Linked DNA regions of Mus musculus: region 1 is linked to region 2. The links are chromatin loops, found by intact Hi-C in ENCODE. Cell type or tissue: heart. All regions are shown on one strand.

The links. A loop is a pair of places that touch in the nucleus more often than their neighbours do. Peaks named below come from ENCODE experiments on the same cell type or tissue, not always from the same donor. Only the 100,000 strongest peaks of a DNase experiment are listed, where the experiment ranks them.
Region 1: a loop joins it to region 2, with 20 times the contacts of the local background. A loop is called at or near these places in 5 of 42 quality-filtered maps.

What each region holds. Positions count from the first base shown.
Region 1 is chr8:25,166,625-25,174,624 of GRCm38, forward strand. Tacc1 (transforming, acidic coiled-coil containing protein 1) reads right to left here. Exons shown (of 13, transcript NM_177089.5): 6 at 4,648-4,700; 7 at 2,573-2,698; 8 at 891-967; 9 at 738-781. Among named protein-coding and RNA genes, the nearest start is that of Mir8108, 11 kb to the left of the region's middle. In heart, a CTCF peak has its summit at 4,969 (motif pointing left); a DNase peak (open chromatin) is centred at 4,887.
Region 2 is chr8:24,818,932-24,826,931 of GRCm38, forward strand. Adam5 (a disintegrin and metallopeptidase domain 5) reads right to left here and starts at 5,438. Exons shown (of 21, transcript NM_007401.3): 1 at 5,009-5,438. The coding sequence starts at 5,063. In heart, a CTCF peak has its summit at 4,681 (motif pointing right); no DNase peak of the experiment used is centred here; H3K4me3 peaks cover 1,105 bases; H3K27ac peaks cover 596 bases.

The sequences.
Region 1 (8,000 bases), 350 kb after region 2:
CTTTCCTTTCCTTTCCTTTCTGTTTCTTTTTTATTTTTTTTTTAAAGACAGGTTTCTCTATGTAGCCTTAGCTAGCCTGGAACTTGTTATGTAGACCAGACTGGCCTTGTACTCACAGAGATCGCCCTGTCTCTGCCTCCAGAGAGTGGGGCTTGAAATGACAAATGTTTAAGGAAATGCAAAGGCTGGCTGTATGTAATAGCTTAAGCACCGGCCACTGTCTTCATGTACAAATTAGCACAGTGGGTCCCCACCGTTCCCCAGACTGTGTACAAGTGTGACGTGCTGCTTTTAACAAGCCAGAGAGGGTCTGGAGAGATGGCTGAGAAGTGCAGAGCATGCAGTGCTTTTGTGGAGCACCCAGGCGCAGCTCCTACTACCCACGTTAGGCAGTTCTCCACCAAACAAGTCCTCATGTGGGTTCCATGGCACCCGGCTCAAAGGATCTCATGCAGGTACAGAGTTAAAAATAAAGTTCGAAACAAATCAAATATCTCTAAACGCAAGTGAGGAAAGTAAGTCTCTAGACAGCTAGCTCTCTCCTCCAGGAATGGTGCAGGAGGAACGGCCCTTCCAGGCACAGAATCTGCCAGGACACAGACTCCAAAATGGTAAGAAACAAGTGTTTGTCTATTGTTACAGCACTCTGAGCAGACTCATGGCTAATGCTCAAAAAATAACAACCACAAAAAACAAACAAACAAACAAACAAAACAAAATACCACCTTCCTCCTTACCAATCATTTGGGCAATGGTCTTTTCATATTCTGCCACAATTTTCCTAAGTAAGAAAAAAAAAAGAAATGTATTATAGCTGTAATACTAAAACTTGTTTTGTTATCAGCACCAGTCTAACCTTATCCCCAAGCCCCACCCCGCACCAGTCTAACCTCATCTCCAGAACTTCTTCCCGGGTCTCTTCGTATTTCTTCTTCCATTCATTTGCTTCGATCTCTTTAGTGATTATCTAGATTACAATAAAGCTTTGTTTTACCTCTTCAATCTACTGGAAACTGATAAATAACACATGATCCAGTCTGGCACAGGATAGTCAATTAACATTTAGGAATGCAGCGCCTCTCAGCGTTTGTACACAGTGTTCATACGCTTCGAGGAAAGCCCACTCTCAGCGACACAGGATGCTGTGATGAAGCCACCACCAGCTCCTCCATTCCAGTGGTACTCAAAACTTCTTTGAATTTTTTCTGTCTTTATTCTGAGTGAGAATAAACCCAAAGCGTTAAACTTGTGATCCTCCTGCCTCAGCCACCCTAGTGCTGGGTTCACACTCACCACCACGTGTACAGACGTACACAATCTTTTTCTATTGTGATTTCTCAGTGCTTGATAAGAACTGAATTATGATAAAGGGGCTGGGGTGCACCCCACTGTGTGACTATCAGTACATGCAATTCCTGCTACTCTGACCAGAAGTCTCCTTCATATCTTCATACCAGAAATCTCCTCTCCATGTCTCAGTTCTGCTCGTCCTGCACAGGGATGGAAAGGACGCCCAGTGCTCTCCCCTCACCATCCTCCCTAAGTGCTCCCCTCACCATCCTCCCTAAGTGCTCCCTTCTTCCCAACCAGTCCATCTTCTACATCTGTGCTTATACTAAGGATCTCAAGAATAGAAAGATGAGCCAGGCGTGGTGGCGCACGCCTTTAATCCCAGCACTTGGGAGGCAGAGGCAGGAGGATTTCTGAGTTTGAGGCCAGCCTGGTCTACACAGTGAGTTCCAGGACAGCCAGGGCTATACAGAGAAACCCTGTCTCGATCCCCCACCCCACGCCCCCCCACCCCAAAAAAGACTAGAGATGGTGCTGGAGGAATGGCTCCGAGGTTAGGACAACTGGCTGCTCTTGCAAAGGACCCACATGGCAGCTCACAACTGCCTTAACTCCAGCTTCGGGATCGGATGCTCCCTCTGATGTCTGTGGGCACTAGACATATACAAAAAGCAAAAACAAATCTTTAGAAAACAAAAAGAACCTAGAGGCTTCCTTGTGTGCTTCAGCTGACTAGACACAGCTTTCCTTGGGATTATTATGCATCAACTCATAGCTTAACTCTTGGGAGAAAGACACAGCAACTCTTCTCACCAACAAGACTCTGTCTCCTGAGCATAGCTCCCAAGTACTGACCACTGGACTACCTGGCATCCCCAGTCACTGGAGCAACATACGGGACCTTAAACTCCAAACACAAATGCCAAAGACAGCACAGAAGTATGGCAGACGAGGAAGGCACCATCCACTTAGAGCAGAGGTTCTTCAGGACCTCAGAACAGAAACTGGGACGCTGACATTCTTAGAGGGTGTGTGAATTCCTGTTGCTAAACGCCCACAATTCTTAGGCATGGGCATATGTGGCAAAGCAGGGGGCAGAGAAATGCACGGGTCTTACAAATACCACAGCACGTCAGCTCGCTGAACACCAGCACCATTGCGGAAGTCTACGGGAGCCCTTTATGTGAGTCACACAGGCCACAGAGAACGGGAACCTCCAGGCTGAGGAGAGGCAAGTCAACAGAGACGGTACCTTCTACAGACTGAGAAAGAACAACTTTACCTCTTCTCTGATCAACGTGAGCACGGCAGTCTTGTCTGCTTCGCTGAGGCAGATCCCATCCAGGGGGCTCTCACCCCCACAGGCCACAGACACGGGGGCCTTTTCTGAAGAGGACTCCAGCAGTCCCTGCGGGACAGGGGTTGTATTTAACATGGTCACTCTCCAGCTACTTAACTCCAAACGGCCCTCACCGAAGGTGAGTAACATCCTCACCCAAAAAAGATCAAACCTTTCAAAAATGTACTTGTAGAAGAAACCGGAAAACCTTAAATAAGCAATCTAGTTACAGTATTTGCTAATGAAAACTATTCTACTGACTCCTGGGGTGAGCCTCTGTTGGAGGAACAGACAAATCCCTTAGGGGGGCTTTCTTCTTATGGGAAGGAAGGATGTACTTGTCAAGTGGTCTGTTACCAGACAATCCCAGACGTGGAGGAAGCATGCTCCAATGCCTCACTTTTCTGGTGTTTTCTGGGGATGTGTTCTATGAAATATTTTTTTTTCAAGAACATTGATCACCCTTCCATTCATATTAGATGCCTTGTGTGGATCTGTTCAACTATTTTGGCAATGATTCTAATATGCATTACAAACTTCCATGCCTAAATAAGCAAACATGGCAAATCTATCTGATCTTTGGTGGGCAGTGGTGATCCACACTTTTAATCCCAGCACTCAGAAAGCAAAGGCAGGAGGATCTCTTGAGTTTACAGCCAGCCGGGTCTACAGAGCAAGGTCTAGGATAGCCAGGGCTACACAGATCAACTCTGTCTCAAAAAAGATAAAAAGGAAAAAGGAAAACTCTTCATAGCAATGTGGGCCTCAATAGGCATATGTATGTATACACATGTACACATATACACACACAAAAAGAAGACAAAAAAATAATAACCGGCCATTGCTCTTAAAAACTGTTTAAGGTCAGCCAGGCATGGTAGCCCATGCCTTTAACTCCAGGATTGGGAGGCAGAGAAAGGAGGATCTCTGAGTTCAAGGCCAGCTTGGTCTACACAGTGACAGGGCTCACAGAGAAACCCTGTGTCAAGTGAAAAACGAACTGTTGAGGTCTCTGCAGACAGAGGCTGAGGAACCATCATGGAGGAAGGAAGAGTAAGGGCCTGAGCTGGAGCTGGTACCAGAAAAGGGAGATGGCTCTCTGGGAGGGTTCAGCCTTGCTGGAAATGGTGTGTCACTAGGGGAAGGCTTGAGACTTCAAGAGTCTCCTGACATCCTCAGTGAACTCTCTGTTTCCAGTTTGTGAGCTCCAGCTACCTGCTACCTGCTGCCTGCTACCTGCGCTCTGCTCCACCCTCATGGACAGTATCTCACCACCTATGTTCCACTATCCTGCACTCCCCAAATGAGCCCCTTCCCCCCCCCGCCCTGTTTGTGGTGTTCAATCACAGTGATGGAAAAGTAACTAAAATATTTGCTCTGGAATCTTGGACAGCCTTAAACTTGGGGCCATTCTTCCCACCTCAGCCTCCCAAGAACTGGACTGCAAGGTGTGAGCTACCATTACAATTCTGACTTTAATAGCAAGCTAACCCAACATATCCAAAATGTTATTTTATTAGGAGACAATATAAGAAGTTACTGGAACACTTAAGTAAATATTCCCTGTTTGCATACCAAGTCCTCAAAGGCTGGACGTATTTCACATTATACTAGGCATCTATCTCGATTAGGAGTAGCAGTTCAAGTTGTTGGTAGTCACATGGGCTAGCGGTTGTTGGAAAGAACATCAGGCACCAACAGTGAGTTCCGTGGATGAAGAAACACAGAGATGCATGTGTGAGTGGGCATGTGTACCACGGCGTGCACACAGAGGTCAGAAGACAGCTGTGGAGTTCATCCGCTCCTTCCACCTTTATTTGGGTTTTGGGGACTGAGCTCTGGAGGCCAGGCAGGGGCAGCTGGCGCTTTGCCTGCAGCGTCATCTAGGCAGCCATATATGTCTTCCCCTCCTCATCGCCTAATATTAACTAGAATTTATTTATCAAATGACTGTGGGCTCCCAAACACCAAAAGAAACCCAGGTTACCCCCACCCCCTCTCCACGCTTGAGAACTTACATGCACAGCCAGTTCCTCTTTCTCCATCTTCTGGCATGTCTCCTTTTCTATGCCTGAAACATAGAAAGTCACTTTTATACTTAGTCCAAGGAGTGGGTTCCTTCATTCTTGGTGAAGGCTGGGCAACTCCAGCACAGGCCCAGACGTCCCAACGCAGAACCTCAAGCTATCCTAGGAGGTGGCATGGCATTCTCGATTTGAACTCCTGTTTGCTGTTAAAAGTCCACAGAGGCAAGCTTGCAAAGAGCTGGCTGGCCCTGGCTGGCCATGAGCTGTCCACCCGCAGGCAGGAGGAATGGCCAGTCTGCCCTCTTGTGTCCATTGGAAGTTTAGCATATGAGCGTTACCGAACCTGGCCGATTTCAGAAAAGTAGAAACTAATGCTGAGTCCTCCTGCTAAGAGAACATTTTAATTCTGCCTCAGGAGGACACCAAAACCAACTTCCTTATTGCCTTCACACCTTTCTAACTGGTTTCCTTGGGTGGGAGTGCAGGGTGTGTGTGTGTGTGTGTGTGTGTGTGTGTGTGTGTGTGACATGGCTGGAAATGACACTATATTAATGAAGAAAAAAAGTCTTTAAAAAGCACATAAAAAACTAACTAACTAAAGCTAAACACCTCCTTGCTGCAGTATGTAAGCATTACCCCAGTCAGTATTTACTGAAAACACTGTCGAGTGCCACAGGATTCCTTTACGTCTGTTTTACTTGAAACCACAGTCTGCTGTAACCCCTTCCTCTGCGCAGGCTGTCTGTCTCAGACATCAGATGCAGCACAGAAATGAACACAGTGGGAACTGAGGTGGGCGCAGGGAAGAGGCTGCAGGGAGTGGCCCGCTCAGGGAGTGACTTTATACCTGCTTTCCTGGGTTAGCAGCAGGTCATGAGTTTTCACACATTAAACTGTTACCTACAAAGAGTCAAATCTTTTTTTGTTTGTTTGGTTTTTGGTTTTTTCGAGACAGGGTTTCTCTGTATAGCCCTGGCTATCCTGGAACTCACTCTGTAGACCAGGCTGGCCTCGAACTCAGAAATCCGCCTGCCTTTGACTCCCAAGTGCTGGGGTTAAAGGCGCGTGCTACCACCACCCAGGGAGTCAAATCTTTAATACTGTTTTCGGTCTAGCTCAGAGTTCTAAACTTTCAGTGAGCAAAGTTTAAGAGCACTCATGTGGCATGGGACCTAAAGATGGTCTTTCTTCCGGAGTGATGTAAGTGCCCTACGGTACGAGGCCCTGGGCCAGGTTAGTCTCGGCTCTTGGCTAGCATGTGAAGATTTCACAGGTACTGGTCAGTCACTGACCGCAGCAGCCTGACACAGGAGCTGGGATGAGGGTGTGGGCTCCCGCTGAGACAGGACTGGCCATGTTGAGGGTTTTGGAGAAATATGGAAGGCCATGGGAAAGTGGCTGAACACTTATGTACAGGGTTGAAAGGCCACTCTAGTCAGAGCCTGGAAAACAAGTATTGAGAGCAATGAAGACTCTACAGGGAGGCCCAGCTCACAAGGCTTCAGATGGAACAAATACAGCAGCTGGCCTAGAGACCACGCTTGTAACAGTTTAAGCAAGGAACATGGCTGCTTTCACCCTTGTTGTGAAAATCTTCCTGAGGCTAACTGACATGCTCTGGATTAGTTTCACTGGCAGAGAAGATTTCAGGACAGCCTAATATTGATTATGCCATGTGGTCATTAGTGACCCCTCTTATGCAGATCTATGTTAATAAGAGAAAAGTGCAGCAAAAAGGAATACAAAATGTATAGTTTGGGGAGAAAAGGGACACCCAGGAAACTGAACGCTGGAGCTGCGGTTTGCGCTAAATGAGATATGGAGAAATGGAACAAAGGCTCTTTTACCCTGAGACCCTCTGGATAATCCTGCAGCTTGTGAAGAGAAAAAAGCCTAAGGCTGCTGCTATCTGCTTCTGAAAGGCATCCGTAAATCAAAGCTTATGCTGATGCAGTTCATTCAAGGAGGGGGCCAGGTGCCACTGCAAGCAAGCGACAGAATTTGGCATCAACGGCCACAGGGTTCTGGCTTTGGCATCATGGAGAATACAGGATAAAGGGGCTGTGTAATCGTCCTCAGGGGTTAATAAGGAAAGCCACTGAGGCCAGCTGTGTGGCAGAGGGATCCCTGCGTGGAGGCCCTGAGGGGCCACCACAAGGAACTGTGAAAGTGAAGCCTGGGTTGACCTGCAGAGGCCTTGGCTGGGTGTGTCCTATCTGCAGGGGAGAGCGCAGACAAGGAGGGGAACCACCCAAGAAGTGTGTTGCAAGGGAAGAGCTATCAGAACCCGCTGGCAATGGGACACAGGGCTACAGACTAGAGTTTGCTATTTCCCCCTCACGCTATCTTCCTCCCTTGTGGAACAGTAATGTATATTATGTGCACTGTATTTTCCAAATATGTGGTTGGCTTTTTTGATTTCACAGTGAGTTACAATGAAGAGATTGCCTTGAGTCTCAGAAGACACGTGGGACTTGAAACAGTCTTGAGACTGAAAGGCTACCGGCCTTTTGAAGTTGAACTAGATGTATTTCTGTACTGTGGCATGGCTACAAGCCTTTGGGGGCCAGAGAGAAGGGGGAAGGTCAGTGAGAATGGCTCCTGTGGCTGGTATATTTAAATACCTGCTTCCCAGCTGGTAGGACTGTTTGGGAAGGGTTAAGAAGTGTGGCCTTGCTGGAGGAGGCGTGTCCCTGGGTTTTGACTTTCCCTGAAGTTTCAGAAATCCAGCCATTCCTAATTAGTTCCCTCTCTCCCAGCCTGTGTGTGGTAGCTATCGACAAACAAACTCTCAGCTACTTTTCCAGGGCCGTGCCTGCTGCCATTCTCCCCACCACGGCATGACGGTCATGGGGAACCATGACCTGCCCCCTCAAATATAAAAGGAAAATGCTTTTTTTTTTTTTAATAAGTTGTCTTGGGTGTGGTATTATTGTCATGGCAGCAGTGGCTAAGACACTGGGCGTGATGGTATAAGCTCAAAGCACCAAGACCAAGACCTAACCCAAAAGACCCAAGACCAAACCATATTCTTTTCTATTTGGCCTTTGTTTTAGAAGACTCTTGTGCTTTGTAAAATTTAATTGGATGAGGTCATGAGACTTCACTGACAGAGGTAGGAGGATGCTGAACTTCAGGCCACGCTGGGCTATACAGCAAGTCAGACTCAACAAAACCAAGAGAGGGTTGGGGATATGCCCAGGTGGCAGAGTGCTTGCCTGGCATACACAATAGCCCCTGGGTTCCAATCCCAGCAGTGCAGAGACGCAAACACTCAACAAAAAGAACCTTAGGTAAGACAAATTTGTGATTCTCACTTCTTGCTACACATAAATCTTGCAAAA
Region 2 (8,000 bases):
ATTAAATTGTTGCTAATTCACCCTCCTCTCCTTCCCTCTTCTCTCTTTTCTTCCTCCTCTCAGCTACACAGCTAAACTACTCAAATACCAAACGCCAGGGTTGTAAAAGGCTTAGGAACATATAGACTCATGCTGAAAGAATGATGATTATTAAGGAAGGGGAAGTCCGTTTTCTCCAATGGGCTGACAACCCTAGGTATATCAGGCACATTCCGGGAAGCCCCCAGCCCAGGAGAAGTTGGCCAGTAAAGGAACTTCATTTTTTTTTTCTGTGTGCTTTCTTTGTTTTACTTTGGTACTTTTTATCTTATTAAGTTTTTTTTCCTTTTATTTTGCTTTGTTTTGCTTTGGTTTTGAGGTTTTTGTTTAAGGCAAGAGAAAGACTATGAAGTTGAGTGGGGGGAGCACCTGGGAGAGCCATCTTGGTTCCCGGATTCCTCAGAGACTAGTCTGCACAGATGAGAGTGTGGACTACAGAAGCTAACAGCTTCTGGGACAGTCAGAAGCCACACAGCTTCTGGGGCAGACCCCATTTCGGGCTCCAGACATCCAGGTACCTTCCCTGCCAGAGGAGAAGTGTCCACCCTGCCCAGGAGGGCTTTGCCAGAGAACCTGAGGGAGCCATCTCTGGTCCGGGATCTCTCAGAGACTAGTCTGTGTAGGTGAGAGTGCCGACTACAGAAGCTACACAGCTTCTGGAACAGGCCCTGTTTCGGGCCTTCATTTTCTGCCAGGAGGCAGGTCCGAAAGCCAGATATCTGTGTACCTTCCCTGCAAGAGGAGAGCTTGCCTACAGAGAGTACTCTGACCACTGAAACTCAGGAGAGAACTAGTCTCCCAGGTCTGCTGATAGATGCTAACAGAATCATGGGAGGAACAAGCTCTAACCAGAGACAACTATAACAACTAACTCCAGCGATTACCAGATGGCTAAAGGCAAATGTAAGAATCTTACTAACAGAAACCAAGACCACTCACCATCATCAGAACCCAGCACTCCCACCTCAGCCAGTCCTGGATACCCCAACACACCCGAAAAGCTAGACCCAGATTTAAAAGCATATCTCATGATGATGGTACAGGACATCAAGAAGGACTTTAATAACTCACTTAAAGAAATACTGGAGAACACTGCTAAAGAGGTACAAGTCCTTAAAGAAAAACAGGAAAACACAACCAAACAGATGATGGAATTGCACAAAACCATACAAGACCTAAAAAGGGAAGTAGAAACAATAAAGAAAACCCAAAATGAGACAACGCTGGAGATAGAAACCCTAGGAAAGAAATCTGGAAACATAGATTCGAGCATCAACAACAGAATGCAAGACATGGAAGAGAGAATTTCAGGTGCAGAAGATTCCATAGAGAACATGGGCACAAAAATCAAAGAAAATGCAAAAATGCAAAAAGATCCTAACTCAAAACATCCAGGAAATCCAGGACACAATGAGAAGACCAAACCTATCATAATAGGAGTAGATGAGAATAAAGATTTTCAACTTAAAGGGCCAGCAAGTATCTTCAACAAAATTATAGAAGAGAACTTCCCAAACCTAAAGAAAGAGATGCCCAGGAACATACAAGAAGCCTACAGAACTCCAAATAGACTGGACCAGAAAAGAAATTCCTCCCAACACATAATAATCGGAACAACAAATGCACTAAATAAAGATAGAATATTAAAAGCAGTAAGGGAAAAAGGTCAAGTAACATATAAAGGCAGGCCTATTAGAATTACACAAGATTTTTCACCAGGGACTATGAAAGCCAGAAGATCCTGGACAGATGTTATACAGACACTAAGAGAACACAAATGCCAGCCCAGGCTACTATACCCAGCCAAACTTTCAATTACCATAGATGGAGAAACCAAAGTATTCCATGACAAAACCAAATTCACACATATCTTTCCACGAATCCAGCCCTTCAAAGGATAATAACAGAAAAAAAAAAAAAAAACAAGGACAGAAACCATGTCCTAGAAAAAGCAAGAAAGTAATCCTTCAACAAACCTAAAATAAGACAGCCACAAGAACAGAATGCCAACTCTAAAAACAAAAATAATAGAAAGCAACAATTACTTTTCCTTACTATCTCTTAATATCATTGGACTCAATTCTCCAATAAAAAGACATACACTAACAGACTGGATACACAAACAAGATCCAACATTTTGCTGCTTACAGGAAACCCATCTCAGGGAAAAAGACAGATGCTACCTGTCTACTACTCTGAGGAGAGTGAAAGGCTGGAAAACAATTTTCCAAGCAAATGGTCTGAAGAAACAAATTGGAGTAGCCATTCTAATATCAAATAAAATCGACTTCCAACCCAAAGTTATCAAAAAAAGACAAGGAGGGGCACTTCATACTCATCAAAGGGAAAATCTTCCAAGAGGAACTATCAATTCTGAATATCTATGCTCCAAATGCAAGGGCAGCCACATTCATTAAAGAAATTTTAGTAAAGCTCAAAGCACACATTGCACCTCACACAATAATAGTGAGAGACTTCAACACACCACTTTCATCAATGGACAGATCATGGAAACAGAAACTAAACAGGGAAACAGTGAAACTAACAGAAGTTATGAAACAAATGAATTTAACATATCTCTACAGAACATTTTATCCTAAAACAAAGGGATATACCTTCTTCACAGCACCTCATGGTACCTCCTCCAAAATTGACCATATAATTGGTCACAAAACAAGCCTCAACAGATACAAAAATATTGAAATTGTCCCATGCATCCTATCAGATCACCATGGACTAAGGCTGATCTTCAATAACAAAATAAATAATAGAAAGCCAACATTCACGTGGAAACTAAACAACACTCTACTCAATGATACCTTGGTCAAGGAAGGAATAAAGAAAGAAATTAAAGACTTTTTAGAGTTTAATGAAAATGAAGCCACAACATACCCAAACTTATGGGACACAATGAAAGCATTTCTAAGAAGAAAACTCATAGCTCTGAGTACCTCCAAAAAGAAACTAGAGAGAGCACACACTAGCAGCTTGACAACACACCTAAATGCTCTAGAACAAAAGGAAGCAAATTCACCCAAGAGGAGTAGATGGTAGGAAATAATCAAACTCAGGGGCAATTCAACCAAGTGGAAACAAGAAGAACTATTCAAAGAATCAACCAATAGAGGAGCTGGTTCTTTGAGAAAATCAACAAGATAGATAAACCCTTAGCCACACTCACTAGAGGGCACAGGGACAGCATCCTAATTAACAAAATCAGAAATGAAAAGGGAGACATAACAACAGATCCTGAAGAAATCCAAAACACAATCAGATCCTTTTACAAAAAGTTATACTCAACAAAACTGGAGAACCTGGATGAAATGGACAAATTTCTAGACAGATACCAGGTACCAAAGTTAAATCAAGATCAGGTTAATGATCTAAACAGTCCTATATCCCCTAAAGAAACAGAAGCAATCATTAATAGTCTCCCAACCAAAACAAGCCCAGACCACATGGGTTTAGTGCAGAGTTCTATCAGACCTTCAAAGAAAATCTAATTCTAGTTCTTCACAAACTATTCCACAAAATGGAAGCAGCTTATTTATAATAGCTAGAAGCTGGAAAGAACCCAGATACCCCTCAACAGAGGAATGGGTACAGAAAATGCGGTACATTTACACGATGGAGTACTACTCAGCTATTAAAAAGAATGAATTTATGAAATTCCTAGGCAAATGGATGGACCTGGAGGGCATCATCCTGAGTGAGGTAACCCAATCACAAAAGAATTCACATGATATGTACTCACTGATAAGTGGATATTAGCCCAGAAACTTAGAATACCCAAGATACAAGATACAATTTGCAAAACACATGAAATTCAAGAAGAATGAAGACCAAAGTGTGGACACTTTGCCCCTTCTTAGAATTGGGAACAAATCACCCATGGACAAAGACAAAGTTTGGAGCTGAGATGAAAGGATGGACCATCTAGAGACTTCCATACCCGGGGATCCATCCCATAATCAGCCTCTAAATGCTGACACCATTGCATACACCAGCAAGGTTTTGCTGAAAGGACCCTGATATAGCTGTCTCTTGTGAGGCTATGCCAGGGCCTGGCAAACACAGAAGTGGATGCTCACAGTCAGCTATTGGATGAAACACAGGGCCCCTAATGGAGGAGCTAGAGAAAGTACCCAAGGAGCTAAAGTGGTCTGGAACCCTATAGGTGGAACAACAATATGAACTAACCAGTACCCCTCTAGCTGCATATGTATCAAAAGATGGCCTAGTCAGCCATCATTGGGAAGAGATTCCCCTTGATCTTGCAAGCTTTATAAGCCTCAATATGGGGGAACGACAGGGCCAAGAAGTGAGAGTGGGTGGGTAGGGGAGTGGGGTAGGGGGGAGAGTCTGGGGGACCTTTGAGATAGCATTTAAAATGTAAATGAAGAAAATATCTAATTAAAAAAAAGAATAGTATTTATTCACTGTTTTTAAAGTCATTTTTCTGTAGTTCTACAATATGTGAAATTATAAGCAATGCAAACAAGAGCAAGACTTCAATTTAAAAAAAGAAGAAGTTGAGTGGGTAGGGCGGTATTGAGGATCTGAGGGAGGGGAAAGAATATGAAAAAAAATAATAATTAAAAATTTTAAAAGAAATTAGTCGAGAAAGACTCTAGAGGGCAGCAGTTGCCAAGCCAGGAATTTAAACGGAAAACAAAGCAAAACAAAAAAACAAAAACCAAAACAAACAAAAAAGTCAGTTTCTTTGTAGTGATGAATTGAGTCAAGACTACCATTTACATACATGGTAACAGAATTGGGAGCCCGGATACCATTCGTTGTTATCTAAGTTACAGATAAGAAAGCATTCCCACTCCGGGAATGCTTTGCAGCCAAAAGGGAGCAAAAGGAAAGCAAAGCTAATTCAGTGAGCAGGGGGCTGCAGACTTCGCCTCTGCCCCTCAAAAGCCAGAAGCTAGAAGCCTGTAGCAGCTTTGATCTCTGTACTCACTCTGGCCTGCCTGCAGCCCTTTAAGATGCAAAAAGAGCAAAAGAAGGAGGAACATGGCTCCCTTGGTGGTCTTGGAGCTTTGCTGCGGAGCAACAGGCTGGGCGGGGCGGGCGTTGTGTCCAGTAACGGAAGCTCTGGGCCCTGAACCTGCAGGGTTGTCGCTAGGGAAACCAGAGCAGAAAGGGCTGGAGAACGAGATAGATGCATAGATTCAGGTACCAACCATCCTGCTAACTGTAAAAAGGAAGGTGGATGCCTGCAGGTTTACTCTTCAGGCTAGGAAGAGCTGGTAAGGATTTTCTTTGTATCATTTATCATGTCTTTTAAAAAAAATTTACACATCACTGAGGAAAAGATATCCGAAAATATTCAGGTTACTGACGGCAGCCACGCATCTTCCAGGATACTTCGGCGTACTGTCCCCAGAATTGAGAACAATAAAATGTTGCTAACATGGCTGATCGTTTTTCATAGCTGCATACACGACACCCCCTAAAACACTCGTTGGTCAAGCACAGACTTTCAAAACATTTTCTGCGAGATCATATTGTCACCCTCTAATTCTGCAGCCCTGCGTTTCTCCTTGTATTGGTCTTTTAAAGGTGTGGATATATAAGCTGAAGTAATTACAAGAGCCAGGAAAACGGAAAACAGCCATGGAGAGAGGAGGGGAGGAGCCCCAGAGAGCGGGATGGTGGGACATAGTTGCTATGAGAGGGTGAGGCAAGAAACTTAACTGAGAAAAGGAGGCAAAAGGAAAGATAAATAACATTAAGAATATTTTCAAAAATCTCTTTCTGATTTAAGGCTTTATTATTTTTTGGTGGCCCATTAAAGGTGTAGTAGAGCAGAAAATAGAGAACTCAAGACAGAACTTAAGTTCCATAGAGGTTCAAAGGAGAAAGAAATGGCAGTAAGAGTTCCAGAATGGAAAACATACACTTTAATTGGAAATTATCGCTACAGTATTTTGAATATATTGATTAGGATATTGAAAGTGGACTGGCCAGGGTTCTGATAGTGGAAGAAACACCCTAACAATCAACTTAAAAAGAGAAAAGGTCTCTGTCTCTCTCTGTCTCTCTCTCTCTCTCTCTCTCTCTCTCTCTCTCTCTCTCTCTCTCTCTCTCTGGTTTCTCTCTCTGGTTTCTCTCTCTGGTTTCTCTCTCTCTGGTTTCTCTCTCTCTGGTTTCTCTCTCTCTGGTTTCTCTCCCTGGTTTCTCTCTCTCTGGTTTCTCTCTCTCTGGTTTCTCTCTCTCTGGTTTCTCTCTCTCTGGTTTCTCTCTCTCTGGTCTCTCTCTCTCTCTGGTCTCTCTCTCTCTCTCTCTCTCTCTCTCTCTCTCTCTCTCTCTCTCTCTCGTTTTGGAGATTCTCTCCTATGGAGGCTTGCAGTGTTGTTTTGGGCCACCATGGTAGAAAGTTAGTGGGAGCAGGAAGCAGAGGGAAAGGCAGGGCAGTGTTAGAGTTTCATCATCTCCTTTAAGAGTATGGCTCAATGGTCTCAGTCTTTCCATGAGTTGTGCAGTCTGGGCACTAATATTTATCTCATGAACGTAGCGGACGCTCATGCAATCTGAAGTAGGGAGGAGGGTGGAGTAGAACTTACTCTATGTGTTACCCTGTAGCCCTTTCACGAGCTTGAAGTTCCTTTCTCCTCTATTGTCTTTTGCACTTAGCAGCTCAACCTGGACCACATGTTAATATACAAAATAAAGTAATGAGCTATTGATGTGTCATAGGAAAAAGAAAAAGAATATTTTTAAAGCTACAGGAGACATTTTATATACTAACTTAAAAATACATATCATATATGCATATTTAGATTTTTTTCTATTTTTAGTGGAGTTATATCACAGTGAGTGATAATGCTTTCCTCAAGAGATACAGACAATCTACCAAAAATCCTAATATCATGCAATGGAGAATCCTTTGCAGTTTTTGGTCAAGTGGGCCCAAGCCCTTGGTTGCCTTACAGGATTTGAAGACAGAATCCTATTGCTGAAAACACCACACTGTGAACACAAGGCCTTGTTGGATAAAAGTAGATCTGCCCTGGAAGCTCCTCCTTGGGGCTGGGGTCTCACAGTATCTGACAGTGTTCTGCAAGCTCCCAAAGGGGTAGAGCAACCACGATGACCAGCATGGCAAGACAGCCCTCAAGTTCAAGTGTGGCACTTTTATATCAACAGCTGTCTAGTAGGAAGACTTAAGGCCCGTTCAATAGGAAGGAATTCTAGCTTGGTAAATTTGGTATAGACCTAGCTAAGTAGCCACGGCTGAAGAGACTATAGACAGTAGAGTAGAAGAACCTGTACTACAATTCTCTTAAACCAATATAATTTCTAAGTGCATCTAGATACTCATCTGCATACTCACGGGTAAGTAAAGCTCACATCCCTTATCAAAGAAGCTCCTTTTTGCAAAGAGATGGAGACTATGATAGGAATCCACTGCCCAGCCCAGGTTGGCTATTCAAGGGACAGCATGACATGGTTCCCACCCCTGAACAGAGCCATCAGAGCATGCATGGGCCTATACAGGTGTCAATGGTTGCTGAGGGCATAATGCTTGTTTGTATAATAATGTGCATATTTTCATGTTCCGCCTTCAGGGAATGCTTCTGCTGTTAAGATTAAAGACTCCCGAGCCGGGCGTGGTGGCACACGCCTTTAATCCCAGCACTCGGGAGGCAGGGGCAGGCGGATTTCTGAGTTCGAGGCCAGCCTGGTCTACAAAGTGAGTTCCAGGACAGCCAGGGCTATACAGAGAAACCCTGTCTCGAAAAAAAAAAAAAAAAAAAAAAGATTAAAGACTCCATGATAAGCAAGAGACAGGTGAGGGTGCCTCTAGGTTCTTAGCAAAAAAAAATGGAAAACACTAAGGCCTTCAGGACAGCTCTTAAGGCTGTGGGAAAGAACTCTGAAAACATGTGTTCAAAAATAATATAATTTCTCAACTATGCAAAATATAAGGATGCAATATAGATGATATA